2 separate regions of the Mus musculus genome follow, and region 2 is linked to region 1. Evidence: chromatin loops called from intact Hi-C (ENCODE). Cell type or tissue: heart. All regions are shown on one strand. Links, peaks and the distances in the headings refer to the core of each region. The heading gives the core; the rest is flanking DNA. Region 1 overlaps Depdc1b (DEP domain containing 1B). Region 2 holds the start of Elovl7 (ELOVL family member 7, elongation of long chain fatty acids (yeast)).

Region 1 (11,187 bases), core at 4,414-6,913:
GTCACTCCACGGACTGCCTGGACAGCAATTCTCATTTATTATTTGCTATGGTTTCCTGTAGGTAATTAATTAAATATGCTTTGGTTCGTCTGTTTATCCTCTCCATTGCAAAGGCAGGAACAGGAAGAATCCGGTTACACTTTCTTTCCTGCCTTAGTATGGGAAGCACGAGACTCAATATTTAGAGTCATTTAAAACAGACCTTAGAGGAGGCCTGGCAGCACACACCTGTAATCCCAGCACTCAGAGGCAGGAGAACTTGGAGTTCAAGACTAGCATTATGCTATGTATACAAGACCAACCTCTCAGAGATTTTACACACACACACACACCACACACACCACACACACACACACACACACACACACACACACAGCATAGCACTGTGCCAAAGAGTCTTAAAGATCTAATTGACTAGGACAGCCATTATGGAAGTTGCTATGAACATCTTTTAAAACCTTAAAACTATAACTACCACATGGCCCAGCTTTGTCACTCCTAGGCACATACCCAAAAGACGCTATATGCTACCACAAGGGATATGCACATCCACACTTATTTCAAAATTATTCACAAGAAGGAGGAAATGGAGACCTGCCTATACGCCCATGGGTGAAAAAGTAGACTGTCTCATACACATGGTGGAATTTACTCAGCTATACACAACAATGAAATCTGGAGCATAACAAAAGGATCAGGAGAGTATTACACTAAATGCAGTGACCCGGGTCACGTGCTCTCGCTTATATGTGGATCCTGATGTTATATGTTTGTATGTACATAAATGAGGGGTGGAGGATAGGTATAGACTATGAATTAGCAGCAGACCATAAGGAGGAGACAGGGTGTCGAAGTGGGCAGGGTAGGCAAAAGGACAGATGTGATGTGAAACTGGAAAGGAGGTCTGGGGTGGGAGGATAAAACAGAAGAAGGAGATCGGAGAAAACAGGCGGAGGAGAAAAAGTTTTTTTTTAAAAAAGTCATAACCTAATGCTTCTATGTTGATAAAAATCAGTTTGTGTACTTCTTTGATTACTATGACTTTGTAGTATAACCTCAGATCAGATATGGCAATACCTCCAGCATTCATTTTGACCCTGATTGGCCCTGGCTACCCAAGCTCTTTAATTTGCACATGAACCCTTAAGGTCGTTTTTTCTCTTTCTTTGAAGAGTGGCACAGAAACTTTAATTCGGGTTGCACTGCATCTTTAAGTGCTTTGGGCACTATGGTCATTTTCACAGCATTGGCTCTACCAACTGATGGGCATGGGCAGTCTCCCATCTAGTGCCTTCTTGAGCATTGAGAAAATTTTCCCTTTGCAATGAAGAGAAGTGAATGCAAGGACTCACAGCTACTAAAGAGAAGAATCAATAGTTGAATTTTTCAGTCCTCAACAGGACGTGCGTCCTCTCCAGTCTCAGGCTCAGGCAACACAGAGGGAGAGGGAGCAGGGAGAATGCAGGAACCATAAGACAAGAAGGGCTGTAAGATGTTACCAGGGCCACTGCAGTCATGGTGGCACAGCATCTACAGCTGCCACTCTGGAGCCTGCACCAGACTGGGCCTGGCTACAGCCGACTGGAGGCCAGGGGGGACCTTGGGGGGCCCTACCACTCCCTGCGAGCTTTCGGTTATGGATGGATACTGGAAGAAGAGTAGTGACAGCCTCACTTTGTAACTGCCAGCCAGCCACGTGAGCACCAATGGACAGCTTCACACCCATGGCCACATAGAGGGTTCTATACTTGGAGGGTCACAAAACAAAACAGAGAGACATGAATATAAGAAATGGGCTCGAAGGAAGGAGGGGGGCTTGGGAAGAAGATAAGAGAGGTGTATTAGAGAAATAATAAAACACATAGATGCAACTGTCAAAGAACAAAGGGAAAGTAATAATTTCTTTTAAAGATGTTGTATATCAGCAGAAGTGGAGAAAGACAGTTCGGAGCAGCGCACAGGAGCATGAAAACTTGGGTCTAATCTGCAGCACCAGCAAAAACAGCAAAGCAAAAGAAGTGGGGGAAAGAACAAAGGATCTCGCCAACCTGTGATTCTGTTTGGGAAATCGAATACCTGGGAAAGCAAGAACCTGCCCAACTCATCACTGGGGTAGGGAAAGGATGGACGATGGTGGCCCAGGGGGTCTTCATCGGGTTCCTTCTTCCTGCCACGTAAAGGATTAAGTCAGGGAAAGCCTTGAACACAACAGATAGCAATGGAGGAATCGCAGACACTGCCAACAGGAGCAGACAGACTGAGGGAGCACTTGAAGAAACTTCTTTGTTGGGGGTGGGGAAACACACGCAACAGAAACACAGAGAATATGACCCTCTGTGAAGCAGAGAAGGGGCTCAAAAAACCAAAAAAATCCAGACTCTTCCCAAGTGAGGGCTAGGGTTTTTTAAGTCTCGGAAAAGGTTTCCTCCCCTGACTTTGGGTTAGTCCTTGTACTGGCTGGTTTTGTGAGTCAACAAAGGCTTGAGTTATCACAGAAAAAGGAGCTTCAGTTGAGGAAATGCCTCCATGAGATCCAGCTGTGGGACATTTTCTCAATTAGTGATCAAAGGGAGAGGGCCCATTGTGAGTGGTGCCATCCCTGGGCTGGTAGTCTTGGGTTCTATAAGAAAGCAAGCTGAGCAAGCCAGGGGAAGCAACCCAGTAAGCAATATCCCTCCACGGCCTCTGCATCAGCTCCTGCTTCCTGACCTGCTTGAGTTCCAGTCCTGACTTCCTTTGGTGATCAACAGCAGTATGGAAAGTGTAAGTTGAATAAATCCTTTCCTCTCCAACTTGCTTCTTGGTCATGATGTTTTGTCCAAGAAGAGAAACCCTAATACAAATTGGTACCAGGAGTGGGGTATTCCTGTGACAACCTGGCCATGTTTTGAGGAGGACTGTGGAAGGACTTTGGAACTTTGGGCTAGAAGATCCATTTGGTGTTGAGAGATCTGTGGGATGTTGTGTAGGAGCTTAGAAGATAATGTTAAAAACAGTACAGAAGATGGAGGCCTGGCTTGTGAAATTTCAGAAGGAAGATTAAAGACTCTTATCAGGGCTGATGCTATTTTGATTGTGAAGATTCTGTGGTTCTGGTTAGCTGGGGCTGAAGAATCAGCTGTGATTAACAAGATACCAGAACTACTAAAGTGAAACCTTTGCATTACTGGGACTATTGATGCTGGTTAGCTGGAACTAGGAAATTAGCAGTGATTAAGAAGAGACCAGCATCGTTGAGGTGACATCTTCTGGGAAGTGTTTTCTGAGAGCACAAATAGGCTGTGTTCCACAGATAGCCAAGGTTGTACCTTGTGCTGCAGCAGGACTTGGTAATGTGTAAGGGTCACCCAGGTGGTACTGGTTTTGAAGGCATGAAGGGGTCCTGAAGAGCAACTGAGGCTCAGCACTGTGAGAGGCCATGGGAGACCATTGGCAAAGGTGCAGCCTCAGTTGCAATTGATGGCCCAGGACTGAAGGTGTCATGCAAAGGAGTTGAGGCTTGGCACCATGAAGAGAACCTGTGAGAGGCTATTGGTGAAGCCTAGTTACAGCAGAAGACGGCAGTGTTTTGGAGATGCCAGTACCATGAGATGACCACCAAGAACAGCAGCAGCAGTGGAGCTGAAGCCTAGAAGACAAGCTGTGTGCTACAAAGGGCAGAGCTGGAGAAGTGGCCCAAGCTCTTTGAGGAGCCTAGACGATCATAGGTGGATCCCAGACATTGGACAGTTGGGAGTCTGATTTTGCTTTTTATTGTGACTGTGCCCTGATATTTTTCCCTCTTGAAGAAAGAAAGTATTTTAGTGGAGCCCACACTTAAAAGACTTTTAATTGTAAAATGACCTTGGATTTTAAAAGAGATTGGATATTTTAAAGGGACTGAAATTTCAATATGTAAAGAATTTGCAAAGACTGTGGGACTTTTAAAGTTATTTAGATCTTGGGGATAAATAAGAAAGTAAGGGTTGAGGCTTAATAGTGATGTGTTTGTGTGTCAAGTTGACAAGGGGTCAATTGTACTGGCTGGTTTTGTGTGTCAACTTGACACAGCTGGAGTTATCACAGAGAAAGGAGCTTCAGTTGAGGAGATGCCTCCATGAGATCCAGCTGTGGGGCATTTTCTCAATTAGTGATCAAAGGGAGAGGGCCCATTGTGAGTGGTGCCATCCCTGGGCTGGTAGTCTTGGGTTCTATAAGAAAGCAAGCTGAGCAAGCCAGGGGAAGCAACCCAGTAAGCAAAATCCCTCCATGGCCTCTGCATCAGCTCCTGCTTCCTGATCTGCTTGAGTTCCAGTCCTGACTTCCTTTGGTGATCAACAGTGTGGGAAGTAAGCTAAATAAACCCTTCCCTCCCCAACTTGCTTCTTGGTCATGACATTTGTGCAGGAATACAAACCCTGACTAAGACAGTCCTTTTATGAAAGAAGGGATTGACTGGCCCACGGTGGTTATGCAGCATGTCCTGGCCAGCATTGAACTTGTTGAGCCAGTCCTCTACCTGGTAAGAGACAAAAGCCTGTAAGGCCTTTGTGTAAAGCTGACAGGTTTTTGTCTCAAGCAAAGAGATGAGGAAGAAGCCTGCCATCTTTGTTATCTAGCCATGGCCCGCTCCTGTTGGCCTGTCTGCCCACCAGGGAATCTGTCTAACTCCTAGACCCTCCATGGTACAGCTGCATGGGAGTCACTTGTGAGATCTCGAGCACAATAGAGTAACTTCGGGTAACAAAATCAAGTGCGTATTTCTACAGAGGTAGAAGGGAGTTAATGTCTCCAACAAGAAAATAAATGAGCCATGTCTGAGGTGATACAAGTGCCAGTGGATGGGATACAGTCATAAACATGGAGTATTATCCCTGCACTGAAACGCCTCACTATACCCAACAAATAAGCAATTAGTGGGTCAACTTAAGATAAAAATACACCTAAAGCAAAAAACATCAACAGACACAAAATAATCTGATGAAGTTACGTGTTCTCTCTTTTAAATCAGTGCTGTCAGAAGTAAAAGCAGGCCATACGTTGCAATAAAGAAACCTCTAGCAAAAGATTATCAGGTGTGAGTTTGTACCAATTTCTTCAAGAAAAAAAAAAAGACAGAAAAGAAAAGAAAAGAAAAGAAATAAAAAGAAGAGAAAAGAAAAGAAAAGAAAAGAAAAGAAAAGAAAAGAAAAGAAAAGAAAAAGCACACTTTCTACTTTCTACATTCTGCCCACAAATTCAACTGAGCAGGTAGATCCTGGATACCTACCCTCCATTCACTTAAGGTGAAGCTAGGTTTCTGAGCCCACAGATCCACACCCTGCGTTGGTCTTAGTGCCTACGACATTTAAACCTAGTACCTGAAAAACTGATCTCTATGGACTTGGTGAAAAGAGCAGAGAAAGATAAAATAAAATCACATATATATATACTTTGTGTTTTCCTAGTTTAAAAAAAAAAATTAAAGATGTCCACTAGAGGGAGTAAATGGTCCATGCACTTGGAGGTGTGGTAACTAGAACAAGTCCCTTCAAGACTCCCAAGATAATGATGCAAGAAAGAATGTTTCAGAGGGTGACAGACAAAATGACTAAGAGGTCACACAGCTTCAAACGTATGTTCAAGTTTCTGGCATCAGAGATTCAAATAAGACTTTTCAAATCTCTGTTTATTATCGTAGGCTTACAGAAAAGTTGATGTGAGGGTGTACTATAATTGCATCCGTTTTTACACATAATCACACTGTAACCACGCCATCCAGGAACAGCAGTTTCTTTACTCCTCTAAACACCCTTTCTTTTTCTCACTGTACAGTAGAACACCCTTCCCCAACCTGACAGTGTTCTATTTTATACATGAATTGTACTTGTTTATCCAATCCTGGGATATTTAGGCTGTATCAGTTACTGGCAATTATTAGTAGAGCCACCGCCAACACTCATACATTTACCATTCGCACACTACAATTTCATTGTTCTAGGGGACATATCCGCTAGGAACAGGGATGACTGAGACCATCTATATTATATATTATATATTTATTAACTCCAAAGTGACTGCCAACCTGGGATTCCTGCCCAGATCAGAGGAGGTCTCCACCTCTGCACTTCAGTGGCACTTGACGCTGCTGATGCATTTAATACCCGCTGTAATAGTTGGCAGCACCCGCTGTGGCTTTACTGTGCACCTCCGTAAGGTTTACTATGTTAAACGTCTTTACGACGGCTCATCTGCTTTCTACGCATTTTGAAGCAGCTGCTCAAACCCCTTGCTCGTTCTTTGAATTGTTGCTCCGCTACTGCTGAGTTCGAAAGCTCTTCCTATGTCCTTGGTCCCAGTCCACCGTCACACGTGTGGCTTGCCGACACCTCTGCCTGTTATTTGTCCCCTTTGTTAGTTTTTTTTTGCCTTGTTTTATTTTGCATGTGTGACCGTGGTTTTGGTGTGCTGTGCATGTGTGCACCTGAAGCAGAGAGGGCTTCAGATCCCTGGGTCTGGAGCTGTCATGTGGGTACTAGGAAGGAGCCTGAGTCCTCTGCAACAACAATGCTCCCAGCTGCTGAGCCAACTCTCCAGACTCCTTGCCTAACTTCAAGACGTAACCCTATGGTCTTACACTTAAATGGATCATGATCTACTTTGAATTAATTTTTCTAGAGTTTGGGAGGTTTAAGTTGAAAGTCGTTGTGAGTTATTTTTGCATCTACACACTTGGATATCCAAACGTTGGGAAATCATCTGCAGTGTCTTCAGCTCAGCCTCCCGTCGTGCACACAGTTTAGCAGGTTCAACACCCGGCAGTGCCGGGACTGTTTGTTCTCAAGACCCTTTTCTACCCACTGTATGTGTATACAGCTGGTTCCGACCCCATTGCGCCCGCTGTTCCGCGTGTCTGTGCCCTCTCTGATTTAATTTCACCTTCATCGGACCGGAAGTGGTTTAGGGTTCAGAATTTTCTTGATCACAGAATATTTAAAGCACCCCATATGAAAAAAGAAAGAAGAGGGGAAAAAAAAAAAAGAAAGGATCTGAAAAATAAAACACATTTTCATTTTTGAGCCAGGGTCTTGATCTGCTGACCCACATGTGAACTCCAAGAGACTGGAAGCATGCATAATGCCTGGACAGGTTCAAGCCAGACGGAGCCTAACATTGAGAAGGGGAGTGGACAGGGGTCCTCACCTCTAATCAAGATGCTATGTACACTTGATACTCATTAGCAAAAGAAAAGTGGGTTTTCTCCAGTGAAGTCTCACTAGGTGCATTAACCCCAGTTCAGGACAGCGCCATACACAGGATACTTGGCCAACAAAAAACAACAACTCAGCGGTTGGTGTAGCCTTGTCTCATTCTGCTTGGTCGGGGCACCTTTCTGTCTTATTGATCTTTTACTTACTCATTTTGATTTCTGTTGCAGGAGATAGGGTTTTGTTTTGTTTTGTTTTGTTTGTTTTGTTTTGTGGTTTTGTGGGGTTTTTTTTGGAGGGGGGTCGGGTTTTTATTTTTTTTTTATTTTTTTGAAAAAGAACATAAAGTTGCATGGGTAGGGAGGTGGGGAGGACCTGGGGGAGGGGAAACATGAAAAAGTAGTATATACAAATATTTTCAATTAAAAATATAAAGTCTTAAGGATGGTTTAAAATCATAAATAAATACATAAATAAATAAATGCAAACAAGCTTGGAGTCCCTCTGGCTACCCACTAGTAATGGGAGGTCAAGGGTCACCAGACTGCAGAGCAATCACACCAAAGAGCTACAACCAGACAAACCCTTCCCCCACTAAAAGTACAAAATGACGGCTCCATTCCTCACCGAGTTATAAAATTATACAATGCATGCATGTAATCTCTCTCTTCAAGACATACAGGCAGGTGGCAGACATACAGTTCAGAGGTAGTGCAAGACCCTCGGTTTGATCCATTAGTGCATAAACAAAAAACAAAACAAAAGATAACAGTGGAGTCTTTGCATCTGTGTAACTCTGATTGCACAGACCTGGGAGACTGGTTTGCTGTGTTTAGGTGAGCAAAGTTTAGATTGACTGTTGCCCACACCTCCTTCATTTGAGAAGACTTTCTTAACGGAGGCATATATTAGTCACTAAGCATCACATGAACTAGGTGGCTACAGGTGCGCTGGCCACACCAAACATTCCCATGAGTCCCTGTGTTTATTCACCACTAATCTCTCTGTTAAGCTACGTCAACCTCATCTTGTGGAAGCTGAGATAGCCTGGCACAGCACAAGAACACAGACTTCAGCGACAGTCCTTGACTCAAATGATGACTTCTCCCTTTCTAACGCATGACTCTGAACATGTTTGTAAGCCTCGCTTGATTCATTTCCCAACCTTCACATTTAGGAAAGCTCGGGGTGGTGATGCACACCCATAATCTCTGCACTCGGAGGCTGGGCCAGGACTGTCACAAGTTCAAGCCATCCTGGACTAGAGAGTAGGACTCTCTCTCTCTCCAAAAAGAGAGAAAATAAGTCACATAATTAGAAACGTACTATCGACACATCTTCAGGACTCGAGTTAAATGACAAATTACATATTGAGTTTGCAACACAGGAGATGCTCTGGAATGTTAGTTTCTTTCTTTCCAACAAGAGCTCCTCTTCTTGTCCTTCCCAGCACTTTCTACACTACTTAAAAAGCACTCCCTACCAGAAATCTGAGTCTTTTGAAGTATTCCCTCAATTCCACCACGGCTGACTCTCCATCCATTTTGAATCTACCCTGCTTTGGCTTACTCTCTCCTCTTCAGCTTCCATGAGAACCTGGCTTTAGCACGTCTCACCTGAGGAAAGGTGCTGGATCCAGACACACCAGTCAGAACATCAAAGGCGGCCCTCCCTAGAGCACTAGTGTGGACTGCTATCTCGCTCCAGCACCAGGCACAGAAGCCTGCGCATGCGCAACAGCTGGCTCTACCCTAATCGGCTTGCTCTCAACGCAAGTCACGGGCACCTTCACCAATGATTTACAGGTTTAAATACACTCCATCCAAGACGAATCTAGCTAATGGGAAAAAGTCAGTGGCTAATTTACAGAATTCCCATGCAGGGGGAAAAAAGGGACAGTGAGTTTTTAGGATACTAAATAACAAAATGCTGGCCTATTCATTACTCACAAACATTGGTACCAAAACTAAGACACAAGGGAGAACCCAGAATCGACCCTCCAGGTCCATGAGTTCTGTCTTCATATTCACCCAAACATGGGTCAAAAGTATGTGAAGAAAAGACTTCCAGCCAGGGCAAGGGCTCCTATCCCCAGTTCTTCAGAACACTAAAGCAGCTGGGTCAGTGAACAACAAAGCAAGGCTCCCATCTCAAAGATTAAAGTCCAAAGAGCAAAACTTGGATTTGTCAAGTACCAAATAGGATGCTGAGCCCAGGAGTGGAAAGTTACTGCTGGAGGCCACCACCACCCCACACGACCTCAGTCTCTCCTCGGTATATTTGCCTCGCATCCTGTTCACCTCGCATCCTGTTCAGAATCTTGTTGGCAATACAGTGGTTACATCTGGATAGAATATATGTACCTCTGGTCATTAAGTCACAGCAACACACCACAACTACTTATATAGTGTTTACATTAAGTATTATCAGTAATCTAGAGAGAATTTAAAGTGTAGGGGATGTGTGTAGGTTATATGCAAAGCTATAGTTTACATAAGGAATTTTAGCATATGCAGATTTTTGGATATATATATATGGGGAGTTCCTGAACCCAATACTTGGTGGACCCTGAAGGACCACTACATGTCGTAAGGAACCATCATCTGTCTTGTGAATTCTTCCATCGAAGGGATGCGTGATTAAGTCTTAACATTGCAGTGAAATGTTCTAGTGATCAGCGCTCAGTGGGCAGCTCAGTAGTCAGGAATACACACCTACGGTGCTCCTAGGATTCCAGAGCCTCGGGGGCACTCGATGGGAGATGGCCTAGTTAATGTCACAACAGAAAACCTAGATGTCACTCGGTCAGAGAAGCCTTTCAGAAAGGTCCTAGCTAAATCGTGATGGGTACGAGCAAGGAAGCTCCCACGAGGGTAGTCACTTAAGAACCCCCAATGCAGCCTGGCCTGTGGAGCCAGGATTAGACTCCCCACTAAGCAACCAGGCCTCAGAATAAGCTGAGACTCTCTAAGACCCTAATTAAAAGTTAGATCAGCAAATAACTGCCAAATGGAGACGACCGACTGCTCAGACGACAATCCTGACATGTGGGCACAGGAGGCTCCAGGAGGAGGTCTGGTGGGAAATGCACAACAGCATCATCTGTATCGCTACGTGCTTAGGACCACCTCAGCCTGCTCCACTCTGCACAGAAGCTAGTCTGAGGGAAACAAAGAAAGAGCTCAGGTATAAGACGGCAGCATCTCTTAGCTCAAGGCCACACGTCCCAGGCCAACAGCTCATTGAATGTGCTAGAGTCAGGACCCTCATCTTCTGTTAGGGACGGGAAAGCAAGCGGGAAGTCTGTGCTCGACTCCTGCCACTAGCCTGTCTCGAGGGCTTGGCACCGACAGGCTTCTACAGACAGCAGAACAGCTCCTCACTCATTTGTGTGACCTCATTCTTTTTTAGTCTTCTTACGTCACCTGGATTTCAGGTGAGTCTCCTTGGCCTCCAGCAATCAAACACACTAACCTTCAGTGAGATGGCACTATAAGGAGAGACAGCTCCATTATCCCTCGGATTACTTAGTGGTAAACGTCCATATTATGAAACACTGTCAGCGAATCCGATGGAGGAGGGCAGGCTTGCAGTGGCAGTCTCCTCCGTTAGAGACATTCAGGACGTCTAACACAATCCCACCCACGGTCCCTGAGCTGTTTCAAGATCAGACAATCTGCCTGAATAGTCCAATCCTTTAGTGCTCAGCAAAGCTAAACCCAGAGGTTTTGTTGCACCCCTTCAGGTTCTCTAGAAGCACTAAGTTACTACAGACCCAATACTCTAGAAGTACTAAGTTACTACCCCCACCCTGCCAGGCAGGCAGAAGGCATGGAAATTTTCCCTACTGGAAAATCATTGCAACAAAAGCCTGCTCGATGGAGCCCTGACAGAGCAGGGCAAATGGTGACTGGTTTTACTTTAACAGCCCATTCAGCTGAGCACTTAGCACATTACAACCAGAAGCACTGCTTCAGTGGACACAGCAAATTCTTTCACTTCGGGAAGTTTCCAGATGCTG
Region 2 (11,187 bases), core at 4,890-7,389, 120 kb after region 1:
AAATGGTTTACCCATCACTCATATTTTTTCTTCCTCTGAAAATAAACATTGACACTCGCACCTTGATTTAAAACACTCTATCTACATAAGGGCGGGAACCCACCCTAAATCCCTGAATAATAAGCACTCAGACTCCAGACTCCTAAGAACATCCGTCAATCCTGCCTTCTTGCGTCAAGTCACACTTGCTAGACAGAGTTACAGGTAGGAGGATGAAGGATGATGTCATGTGCTAACTAGATGTCATGTGCTAACTAGATGGTGGGTAGGCAGCAAGATTTGCATATGTAGTGAACACTGCTGGCGGCTGGTGTGCTTCAGACTTAAATCTCTTTGAGCCACGGGATCCTACTCTCTATTGTCTACCTAAACAAGCACAGAAAAGAGGTAAGAAGCAGGCAGCGAAGCTCCTGGACAGGCGAAGGTCATCCTGGAGGAAGAAGCAGCCCCTCTCTCAGTTCTGTGCTATTACATCATTTAATCCTGAAAACACCACGCAAATCGCAATGGCATCTGAGATAAGAAAGAAGGCGGCAGACTGATGAACATTCTGTGCTACTGAAACTACCCGGAGGCCAGATCATACATTCCTGCCATTACCTGAAAGTCTACACTGGCTTTATTGTTAGGATTGCCCTATTCCCTCACAAAGTGATAGCATCACCCTTCCACCGCAGCTCTATGTCAACCACAGAGTTGGTATACAGGGTGGAGAAAGCTTGACTGCGTAGACCTTGGGTTTGAACCTTTGCTGCGTGTTTTGCTTAGTGTGGCAGCACTATTCTTGCCCCTCACTGTGCACATGCACATGACGACCCTCCCCCAACAGACCTTGAAGTGCAAAGTGCTTCTCTACAGCTGGTACTGATGCCTGAGAAACAACCAGAATCTCTGTGTCCTCATTGTCTACAGAGATTCCTCCTTTAAATGCAGATTTGAGCATCCTCTAAGCACTGAGGTACAAAGGATGCCCATGCTCTCTGTTTTTTGTAATCCACAAATTGACAGGCAAGCAGGGCATATAAACAATGAAGGCAGCTGCCCTTTCCAAATCAGATAGTGAGATGAGACAGAACCTGTATACACACACAACGCCCAAGTGTCAGACACCAGATGGCTGAGTTACAAACACAAGTTTCACAGGTTCCTTACCTGCTTGCAGGAACCCCTTCACCCCCCACTACAGAACAAAAGAAAAAATCTTCAGTAAGTAAAAAGCAAGGCTCTCAGCAAACCTTTCCCCTGCCTCATAGGCAACTTGATCTCATGCAGTTTTATATAGTTATGCAAAAGTATTTTCAGTGGAGGACATTAAGACATCCATATCAACCTCTAGTCTATACACACACACACACAGAGAGAGAGAGAGAGAGAGACAGACAGACAGACAGACAGAGAGACAGAGAGAGAGAGAGACAGAGAGAGAAAGAGAGAGACAGAGGGAGGGAGGGAGGGAGGGAGACAGAGGCACACACAGTCTTTCATACACAGACACACACATAGTCACACATAGAAACTCAGACAGAGAGAGGCACACAGTCACACACAGAGACACACACAGAGGCACACACACAGAGACATGCAGTCTCTCTCACACATACAATGAGAGAGAAGTGTGTGCATGCATGTGTAACACACACACACACACACACACACACACACACACACACACACACACTTTCCAACTCTCAGTTCTTCTCTGCACTTTCTTTCCCTGGATTTCATGTACCAACTGTCCCCCATTTCCCAGTTGCCCAACCTTCTTCTCCGATCTCCAGCGAGCTCCCTAGTCTGTCTCTGTTTTACCTGCCCCACTTGCCTTTGTATGACAGCAGCTCAGTACATTGTCCCACTAACCCACACAGCCTTGGACAGCTTTCAAGCCTGTCCAGCCCACTCTGCCTGACATGCACCTGACAGTCAAATGTTTTCTCAGGCCACAACTTGTAAGCCTTTGTCCGCCATTGGCACTGTGCCTTACATTAAAAGGAAAGAGCCTGGGCTGTGTTATTTATGATTGCTACCTAGTGCTTTTCCAGAGGGGTCGGTTGTTAGCCTGGAAAACTTGTTGAGTCACACGGAAGTCAGTTTCTTTCTCACTAGTATTTTAAGGTAACAGACAAGTTCTCGGGGGATGCTCAGTGGATAAAGCCCTTGTTGCGCAGGGGCGAGGATCTTCGTTTGGATCCCAGAGCCCGTGTAAGAGCTGTGTCCATTCTTCACACCTGCAGCTTCTCCCCTTCTGCTTTAATGCCACATAAGTTCCAGTCCCTCAATTTCTGTCCCTTCTCCTTCCTAAGTCCTTTCCCTCCCCTACTAATGACCTTTTTGGTGCCCATAAACAGGCATAGATGTATGTACCTCTGTGGTTGCTGATTTGGAATCCTCGGGCACACGCCCAGGTACAACTGGATCTTATGATAGTTTCTATTTTAGATTTTTAAGACTACCCTACACTGACATCCATAGTAAGTATACCAGTTTTTACATTTCCCCCAACTAGGGCAGGCATAATACATCCTTACAGGCATTTGTGGTTCTCTGTAGAAACATTTCATTTGAATAATATGTAAGAACTGTATGTAACAGTCAGCTTACTGCTATCATTTATATAAAAATGGTACTTTTTTTTTCTAAGCCCAGTGTGTTACGATGTGCTTTTAATTGATGTGTATCAGTTATGAAGCACAGTAGGAATTTTCACTGTTGTAGAAGGCCAAAAAAAAAAAAAAAGTTTTCTTGAAAAGGGTCTCATGTAGTCCAGACTGAACCCAAACTCACTATATAGCTAAAGATGATCTTGCACTTTTGATCCACCTGCCTCCACCTCCCAAAATTTGGGGGTACAGGTATGTGTCACCATAGCTCAACTTAGACATCCTATCTTTTATCTGCCAAATTGGTAGAGGTTATCAACTTTCCCATAAGTTCTGAGTGTTCAAGGCTGAAGACATGTGAGAAATATTCCTCTCATAGATCTGCTGATAGTATAATCCATAATATATGATATGAATCATTAAAGTCCAGATTGTTTCTACCATATCTACGGTGGCTTGAAATAGCATCCTTCCCTACCTTAAAATTGATGCTTGCACAAGAGGTACATCATAGAGAATAAACAATCTACTGAGGAAAAACCCTACCTCTTGGCCGGTCAATATCTTGTCCTCTTATCTCATCATCTCAAATCTTTCCATGTGCAGCCAACTCTTTGCTGGCCTCGTCTCCCCAGCTTAGTTCAGACACACAGGCTTGGTGAAAGGAGTGTTGCTTATCCTGACTGCACCCTCCTTCCATGTCATATGTAATGACAGAATAAGACATTAAATATAGCCACTGCCTCACCTGTTCACTAATGTTTTATGCACTTTTATGTATGTACTGTATTTCCAATTTTTTTTAAAAAAAGATTATTTTGAGATAACTTACTGTTGTTTCCTATTTTGTTTTGAGATTCACACTTCCTATAAAATTTGGCTCCTGTATCACACCAGGAGATGCAATGATGAATCAGGACGACTGGGTACCTCAGCGTGGCAATACACTCAGCAGAGGTTTTTCTCTGCTCCCATTTGCATTGTCTGCCAGTTCCCCCACGCCTACCAGTGCAAACTTATGAAAGGCTGGCTTCTACTACCATCAAGGCTACTACTGCCCTGAGCTACCTTAGCTCACGGTGCACTTTGGTCTACAAATATCTATTAAGTGACTACTACAAAGAATGCCTGATAGTGTAACATTTTAAGTTGCCCAGGACCTGGAAGAAAGCAAACACTTACTAAAGAAGATAATCAAAATGTGTATTGACTGAGGATGGGGCTCAGTTTGGTTCGATGCTTATCTAGCAGGCATAAAGCCTCCGGTTTCCCTCTCCAGCACTGAATAATACTGGAAATGGTGGCACATGCTTATAATCCCAGCAATTCAGAGGTTAGAGGCAGGAGGATCTGAAGTTTAAGGTCATCCGAGGCTACACAGAGAGTTCGAAGCCAGCCTGGAATACACGAGACCTTGTCTCAAAATAAATAAGAGGGAAAAGAAAGGTGGGTATGATGAGTGATAGTATGTGTTCGCTTTGGGAAAGAGGAAGTGTGGTGAAGAGCGATGGGAGGGGTGCAGGCTGAGACTGACAAAGGCAGGAGAGATCTGGAGAGAGCTGGATAAATCCATAATTGGGGTTAGGGAGTGGTAGCAGGAGGCGGGATGGCTGAGATTTTGCATCTTGGTGACTAGGTTAATGGTGGCGGAAACCATCTTCTACGGGAGCGTTGGGAAGGCCTGGGGCACAGAAACGGAGTATTATAACGTCTCCTCAAAGATATTAGACTCAACTGAATACACAGGGCCCCTGGATTGTAATTGAAGTTAAGTAGACTTGAAAAATGAGGTTTTAGGAAGTCAACCTGTCAATCTAATTTTTTATCTTTTAAAGATATCTATCTTATAAAGGGCTGGGCACGTGTGGTTCACACCCCGTAGCAGGGAGACAAGAAGAGGGATCAAGAGACTGATATCAGCTTTAGCTGCTACAGTAAAAAACAAACAAGGAGGAAAAGGGGCCAGAGATTAAGTGTCCCGGGCCTGATGCTTGAACCTGCATAGTGCTTAGTAGCAGTAAGAACCAAGAACTCTGGGTTCATCAGACTAGCAGAGTGGCCAAGAGCTCCTGGCTGGCTGGAAGCCAAGCCCCAAACTGAAAACAATATCTACTTGAAGACTGACAGGGTTAAGCTCTCAGTGTCAGGCACACAGCACTGGATAAGCATCTGCTATGGGGTAAAGGGAAAGGGATTTTTTTTAAACCTAGTCCTCGATGACCTTGGGGAGAACAATTTCCCCCGAACAAAAACTGCAAATTGTAAACCACAAGCGCAAAGTACGGCGGCGGCGGCAGTCACTAAAGAGGATGAGTTTTATACAAGAAACGCAAAACAGGAGTGAGTGGAAGAAAAGATGACTTGGGAGCTCGGAGCTGAGAGAAAACGCTCATGGGCAGCTTCAGGGACAGGAGGGAGTTCAGTAGGCAATCGCCGGGTCTCTGAAACTATTGTTCAGTGGGAGTGGGACTTTTGTGCCTTGCTGCCAGCCGGACCGCTCCCACCCCGAGTTCCAGTTAGTCCCCAAAGGCGCTCCTCTGAATCCGGTAAGTTTGAATCAGCGAGGGCTGATAAGAAAGAAAGGCCCACTTCACACCACAAGACACCTAGGCGATAAATGACAGGAGTTGCCACTCCGTCTCCAGAACGACCTGTTCCACAGCCGTGGACTCATCCTCCCTCCCTGGCCCGCAGCAGTCACCGGGACGGGATGCTGTTCCCGGAGCCAAAGAGACAGCGCCCTGAGTTCCCTCGGGCAGGCGGGACGCACCCAGAAGCAGGAAGAAGGGATAGCTGGTTTGTGAAGAGGAGTCTGGGAAGCCAGGACCCGGAGCCGAGAAAGTGACCTCCGCGGTCCAAGGTCGAGCAAGACCTTCCCTCCTTGAGTCTCAACCGCAGCAGCTCAGCACCCCATGCCCCGGAGGGCCCCGATCTTCCCTAGGGGTACAGGGCTCCAGGGCTCCGGGAGGCACAGGTGAGCGCGGCGCGCCCGACCAGCGAGCAGCACCGCCAGGAGGGAGGCCCTGCCCGGCCCCACGCCGCTTCCTTTCCCGTGCGACCCCCAGGGGCTCGACCCCTTCGGCTCGCGCGTCCTTCCCCCGCAGCCCTCCGCGCCACCCCCGAAAGCCTCGCCCAGTCTGCTGGGGCCCGCAGCCCCGCACTCACCGCGCCGAGGGGCGAGCAGCGCGCGCGGGAGCCGAGGGCGGCGGCGGGCAGTGCGAGCGCAGCTCTCACAGCGGCCCCTGCTGCCGGGGCTGCGGACCAGGCTGCGAGGGGCGGAGGCGGTAGGGTGGCACCTGCCGGCTCTCCCAGCCCCGCGCGTCACCCGGGACCGCCCCCCGGCCCGCCTGCCCGTCGCCGCCAGGTGACGCCGAGGGGTGGGGTGTCATGCCAGCCTCTCCCGCTGCCGCCCTCGCCGCGGGTAGAGCCTGGCCCCGAGCAACCCAGGGTGCAGTAGGGGGCCGGTTCCCGTCCGCTCTACTGGTGCCCTTTCTTTCTGAGAGTGAATACCAACATCTGGATTCATCCGCATGCTTAACCAAAATACTATGGGAATTGTCGTCCTGCTTGACTCTAATGGATTACAGGACCGGTCGAGGGAGGGCGCGGCTGGAGGGAAGAAGGGATGAAGGAGAAATAGGTCTCTAAAATGGAGACCAGACCAGTAAAGATGCCCAAGCCAGATTTTGGCAGCTCGATCCCTTTTAATTATTAAGAATGAATTGTTGAAAAATAGGAGGCGCGGGGAGGCTTTTAGTGCAATGAAGAACAGACTGTATGCAACTTTTTTTTATGGTGATCAGAACAAGGAACAGAGTCTAGCAAACTCCCGTCTCCTTCACTGATTGATGGATTGGAATTGCTGAACTGGATGAATGTAGGCCTGTGCTTGTGCACTGGACTTTTTTTTTTTTTTAATGAGCTAGTCCTGTGTTTAGTTATGATCATAATAAACACTGTAACGATTTCTAAATCAAGCACAGGAAGGCAAAATGTAAGTCTAGAGGTATCTGCTTCTATAGCAAAACCTAAAACTAGAATTGATCTTTCAACTAGAACATCCCCTATCCTCCATCCCCCTCCTACACTCCCGAGAGTTTGCCTTCCCTGTGCGGACTGCCTCACCACATGGGCTCTGCTTGCTCTAGAGTTCCTAGCCTAGAATCAGGGTAAGAAGTCTCTTGACAAGTAGAGACCTTGCATAGGGAAAGCAAAAACAAGCAAGCAAGACAGCCTTCCATGACCCAACCCTAGAACATTGAAAATAAGGTTTCAGTGTCTACCTAAAACTCTGGGCACTCCCACTGAATAGTCAAGGAGACAGCAACTCCCAAAGGACAGAAGTTCAAATGCAAATTAAGACGCTGAAGATATCTTCTACTGGAGATGTAACTTGGTGGTAGAGGGCTTGCCCGGCTTGTGCAAGTTCCTGAGCTCAGTGCTTTACATCAATCAAAAAACAAACTAATGAATCCTTGTTTATGCTCTTCTTTCATGTTACAAATAAGTTGTTTGGTAGATTTGGAAACGCCTTAAAAATTAGAGACAATTGTCACATGCCTGTCACTGTTTCTGTCTGTATAAAATTTCAAACATGCAAGAGCCTAATTAGATTCATTTAATTAGATTTAAGACCTATTTAATGCTGTTACCCCCACCCCACCCCACCCCACCCCAGGATCTAAAGATCCAGCAGACAACCAAAACAAACTAAAAATGTTCTGTCTTTTCAGGGAGGGAACTTTCAGTCTAACCAGAGCTTACAATAAAGTTAATACATAACCAGGTCAGGAAAAAAAAAATGTGTTCAGGTCCTGACAAGCACCACGGGAAGGGGAAGGGCATGGGGATTTTTGAGGGGGGATGGGAGGGGGAAGCTTCATTGTTGAAGGCCTCTGTGAAAGGAGCCTTTTGCATCTCGTGTTTTTGAGATTCACTATGCAGCAGAGGCTGGGAATAAAACTTCTGATAGTAACCCAGGCTATCCTCAAACATATATCCCTCCTGTCCCCTTCTCCCCAGTGCTGAAATGGCAGGCTAAGAGGAAGTCTGTGTGTATCGGGTAAGAAGCACTCTAGGCAACAGGAACAGTAGCTAAGCTGAAGGCATGGGCACAGAGACAGCAAGGAGGCCACATTTCCCAGAGGACCTAGGAGGTTGTGGGAGCTGAACTGGAACAGGGAGGGCAACATCGAAGTCTCAAAGGAGCAGTTCTGAAGAGTGGCACCTTCTGGTCGCTCAGTTTTCTTTTCTTTTCTTTTTCTTTTTTTCTCTTTCCTTCCTTTTTTCTTTTTTCTTTTTTTTTTTTCTTCCTCCTTTTCTTTCTGCTTTTCTCTTTTTGGGGGCAAGGTCTGGCTATGAAATCTAGGCTGCCCTCAAACTTTCAAATCTTCCTGCCTCAGCCTCCTAAGTGCTGGGATGATAGGCCTTTGTTCCAGCCTGGCATTTTAAAGTAAGTGTTCTAACAATGTTACTGAGAGTGGTATAGAGGATGGGGAGGAATGGCCGAGACATAGCAAGGAGACAGTTAAGAGGCTCTTACACAGTCCAGATAAGATAAAGCAGAGGCAAGGAGGAGCTGGTTGAAGTGAAAAGGCCAGGCTTTAAAATACATTCTGGCATTCAGAGGCAGAGGCTGGTGGGTTCAAGGCCAGCCTGGTTTACAGAGGGAGTTCCAGGTCAGCCACACCCTGTCTCATCTCCCAACCTCCAATACATCTTGACGACAAGGGCCAACCCGATTCCCAAAGGTCTGAGGTGAGCGATAAGAAAGGGTGTGTTCCAAAAAAAAAAAAAAATGAAAGCATTTTCCATAAGCAACTGCAAAGAACATGTTGCTTGTATAAAGAGGAAGACAGAGGGAAAAAAAAATAGGGCAAAGGGCAGAACACATTCGAGGACTGATTTAAATGGAGGAGGCTATTAGGTATCCAAGTGGGTGTATCAGACATCAGACATGCAGTTGGTTATCTCAGTCTTCAGACTGAGAGAGGGGCTTGCCTGGGAATGTAAATTTAGGACTTATCAGCCTCTTGATATTTTTAAAGATGGGTAAGAGCATCGAGAAAGGAGAAAGGAGATGAGGAGTCTGCAGACAGCCTCCTGGGGCACCACAGTGGTGAGTGGTTATGGAATGGGGATGGAGAGCCAGCCTAGAGGAAAATCTGAGCATCCATGATTCCTGAAAGGTAGCTCTGTTAGGAATGCCATAGTAACAGTGTACAGCAAATCACTCCCTAGCAAAAATAATTAGTAGATTTGCCTTTGTCTTCATGGCCACCAATCTGTAGGTAGATTTAGTAGGCAAGCTGGCCTTACCTCAACTGATGACCTCTGGAACCAAGAAGGAAGGCGCAGCAACTGGCTTGAGACCTCACAGCACACCACTCGAGTCCAAATGGCATTCCCAAGCTTATGAGCACACTGAAGGTCCCTGGCACATCAAGCTGGCTAACATTCCATTGCCTTGAAGCCATCAGAGAGCCAGATCCAACATCAATGACCTATAAAAATATTAAGCCAACTCTAGAAGGTGATGAAAAAGAACGCTTGCTAAAGAATGACACAGATTCTTATCACCGTAGGAGAAGAACAACATGTTACAACATGGCGCTAGCGAATGCCGAGCACTAGAAGGGACTGCGGATTTAGCAATATGGAAGTCATCCACCAAATGTGACAAAAATGGCTTTAGTTAAATGGATGGGGCGAAACTCTGGCCAGAGTGGGTTTCAAGAGTAGACGGGAAGAGAGCAATCACAGAGGAGAGTTTTAGACTGTTTGTAATCCAGTTTGTTGTGCAGTCAGGAAAGGATCCAAGGAGAACAGAGTGAAGCACAAGCATTGTCAGGTATGCAGACGCTCTGTGGTACATACATATTAAAAGGAAGGAAGGAAGGAAGGAAGGAAGGAAGGAAGGGAGGGAGGGAGGGAGGGAGGGAGGGAGGGAGGGAGGGAGGGAGGGAGGGAGGAAGGAAGGAAGGAAGGAAGGAAGGAAGGAAGGAAGGAAGGAAGGAAGGAAGGAAGAGAGAGGGAGGGAGAGAGAGAGGAAGAAGGAGGAGGAGGAAGAGGAGGAGGAGGAGGAGGAAGGCAGGCAACAGCTGGAGCTCTAGCCTACTTTTATTCTTTTTATTCCAAAAAAGGAATTCAGAAACAACAGTGGGCCCTTCCTGTGGTTTTTGTTGCATATCCCTCATACATACTTTGATTTTCATGTAAATGTAAAATAAACAACTACATTGTAAGTACCTAGTACCAGACCACATATATTATCCCAAAACTTTGTTTTTTAGTCAACTTTTACTTTTTAGATTTATTTTTAGCATGCGTGCACACGAGTGTGTGTGTGTGTGTGTGTGTGTGTGTGTGTGTGTGTGTGTGTGTATACTGTGGATGTATGACCCTAGTGTGGAGGTCAGAGGGCATCTAGCAGGAGTCAGGTCTCTCTATCCAGCAGCAAGCATCTTTACCCACGGAGTCATCTCACCAGTCTCAACCAATCCTTGTCAATGACTTATTAGTGTAGATGCATGTAATTTTTTTATTCATTTAATTACTACAGTATTGAACAACCAAGCCTTTGTACATTTGACTGATGATGAACAAAATTAAGTTATAACAAAATACCATAGGCTAGATAGATTAGATAAGTGGCATTTTCTTAGAGTTATATGGTCAAGTCCAAGGTCGGGTCCTGGAAGGGGCCTATTCAGCTTGCAGATGGCAATCTTCTTGATCTTGCTCATGGATTTCCTTTCTTCTTGGGGGGTGTGTTTAGAAAAGGGTCAGGGGCACCCTCATTCTGATGTCTCACCTACAACTACCCCCTAAAGCTAATCATTTTAGGCCAATGACTCCCAAAAGTTTTCCTCTGAACTCCACAAGACTGTGAACTGCACAAGCATGTGTGCACACACCCCACAAATAAATACATTTAAAAACTGAAACATGAAAACCGATCATTTGAAAGGCCCACCTCCAAATATCACCAGTTCTAAATTCAGGGAAGTGCATTTAGTACACAGTGCTTAAAGTTTTATCCTCCTAAGTAATGCCAAATTATATATTTATTACATTATGTTATAGCTCAGTTTGCCCCCAGCCCTTGCCAACATGTGGCATTCTTAGATCATATATATTATACAACATCTAATCGTGACAATACAATATAGACATGGAATAAGTACATTGTTACAATAATCCTTTTGTACTCTTATTTCCACTGTTGGGTGGGCAGTTCTAGACCTCTACTGCTGAATGACCTCATGACCTCAGACCTTATACTTTACCAGTCTGACAGATGTGAAGTGCCATCTCACCGTGGCTTTGATGAATATGCTCAGTGATACTGAACACCATTTCGTGAGTTCATATGCTCACTTGACATTCCAAAATTGATAGCCAATGCTCTGGGTCGTTTAAAAATTGTTCCTATTTTTAAACAAGCAGTCAATCCAACACAGAAGTTGATGGGGCTGGAGGGTAGACTCAGTCAGTGCAGGCAGGCACCACCGCCAAGCCTGAGACCTGTGGAGTCTTCTGTGTCCACAGGATGAGGGAGAGAAGTGACTTCTGAAAGGTGTCCTCTTAT

Evidence for each region. Peaks named below come from ENCODE experiments on the same cell type or tissue, not always from the same donor. Only the 100,000 strongest peaks of a DNase experiment are listed, where the experiment ranks them.
Region 2: a loop joins it to region 1, with 4 times the contacts of the local background. A loop is called at or near these places in 8 of 42 quality-filtered maps.

Annotation. Positions count from the first base shown.
Region 1 is chr13:108,324,229-108,335,415 of GRCm38, reverse strand. The region is part of intron 2 of Depdc1b (DEP domain containing 1B); the gene reads right to left. Among named protein-coding and RNA genes, the nearest start is that of Depdc1b, 13 kb to the right of the region's middle. In heart, for the core only: a CTCF peak has its summit at 5,462 (motif pointing right); no DNase peak of the experiment used is centred there.
Region 2 is chr13:108,209,076-108,220,262 of GRCm38, reverse strand. It overlaps Elovl7 (ELOVL family member 7, elongation of long chain fatty acids (yeast)), which reads right to left and starts at 5,859. Exons shown (of 8, transcript NM_029001.5): 1 at 5,763-5,859. It also overlaps the pseudogene Gm32376. In heart, for the core only: a CTCF peak has its summit at 5,850; a DNase peak (open chromatin) is centred at 5,942; H3K4me3 peaks cover 1,488 bases; H3K27ac peaks cover 747 bases; H3K27me3 peaks cover 2,098 bases.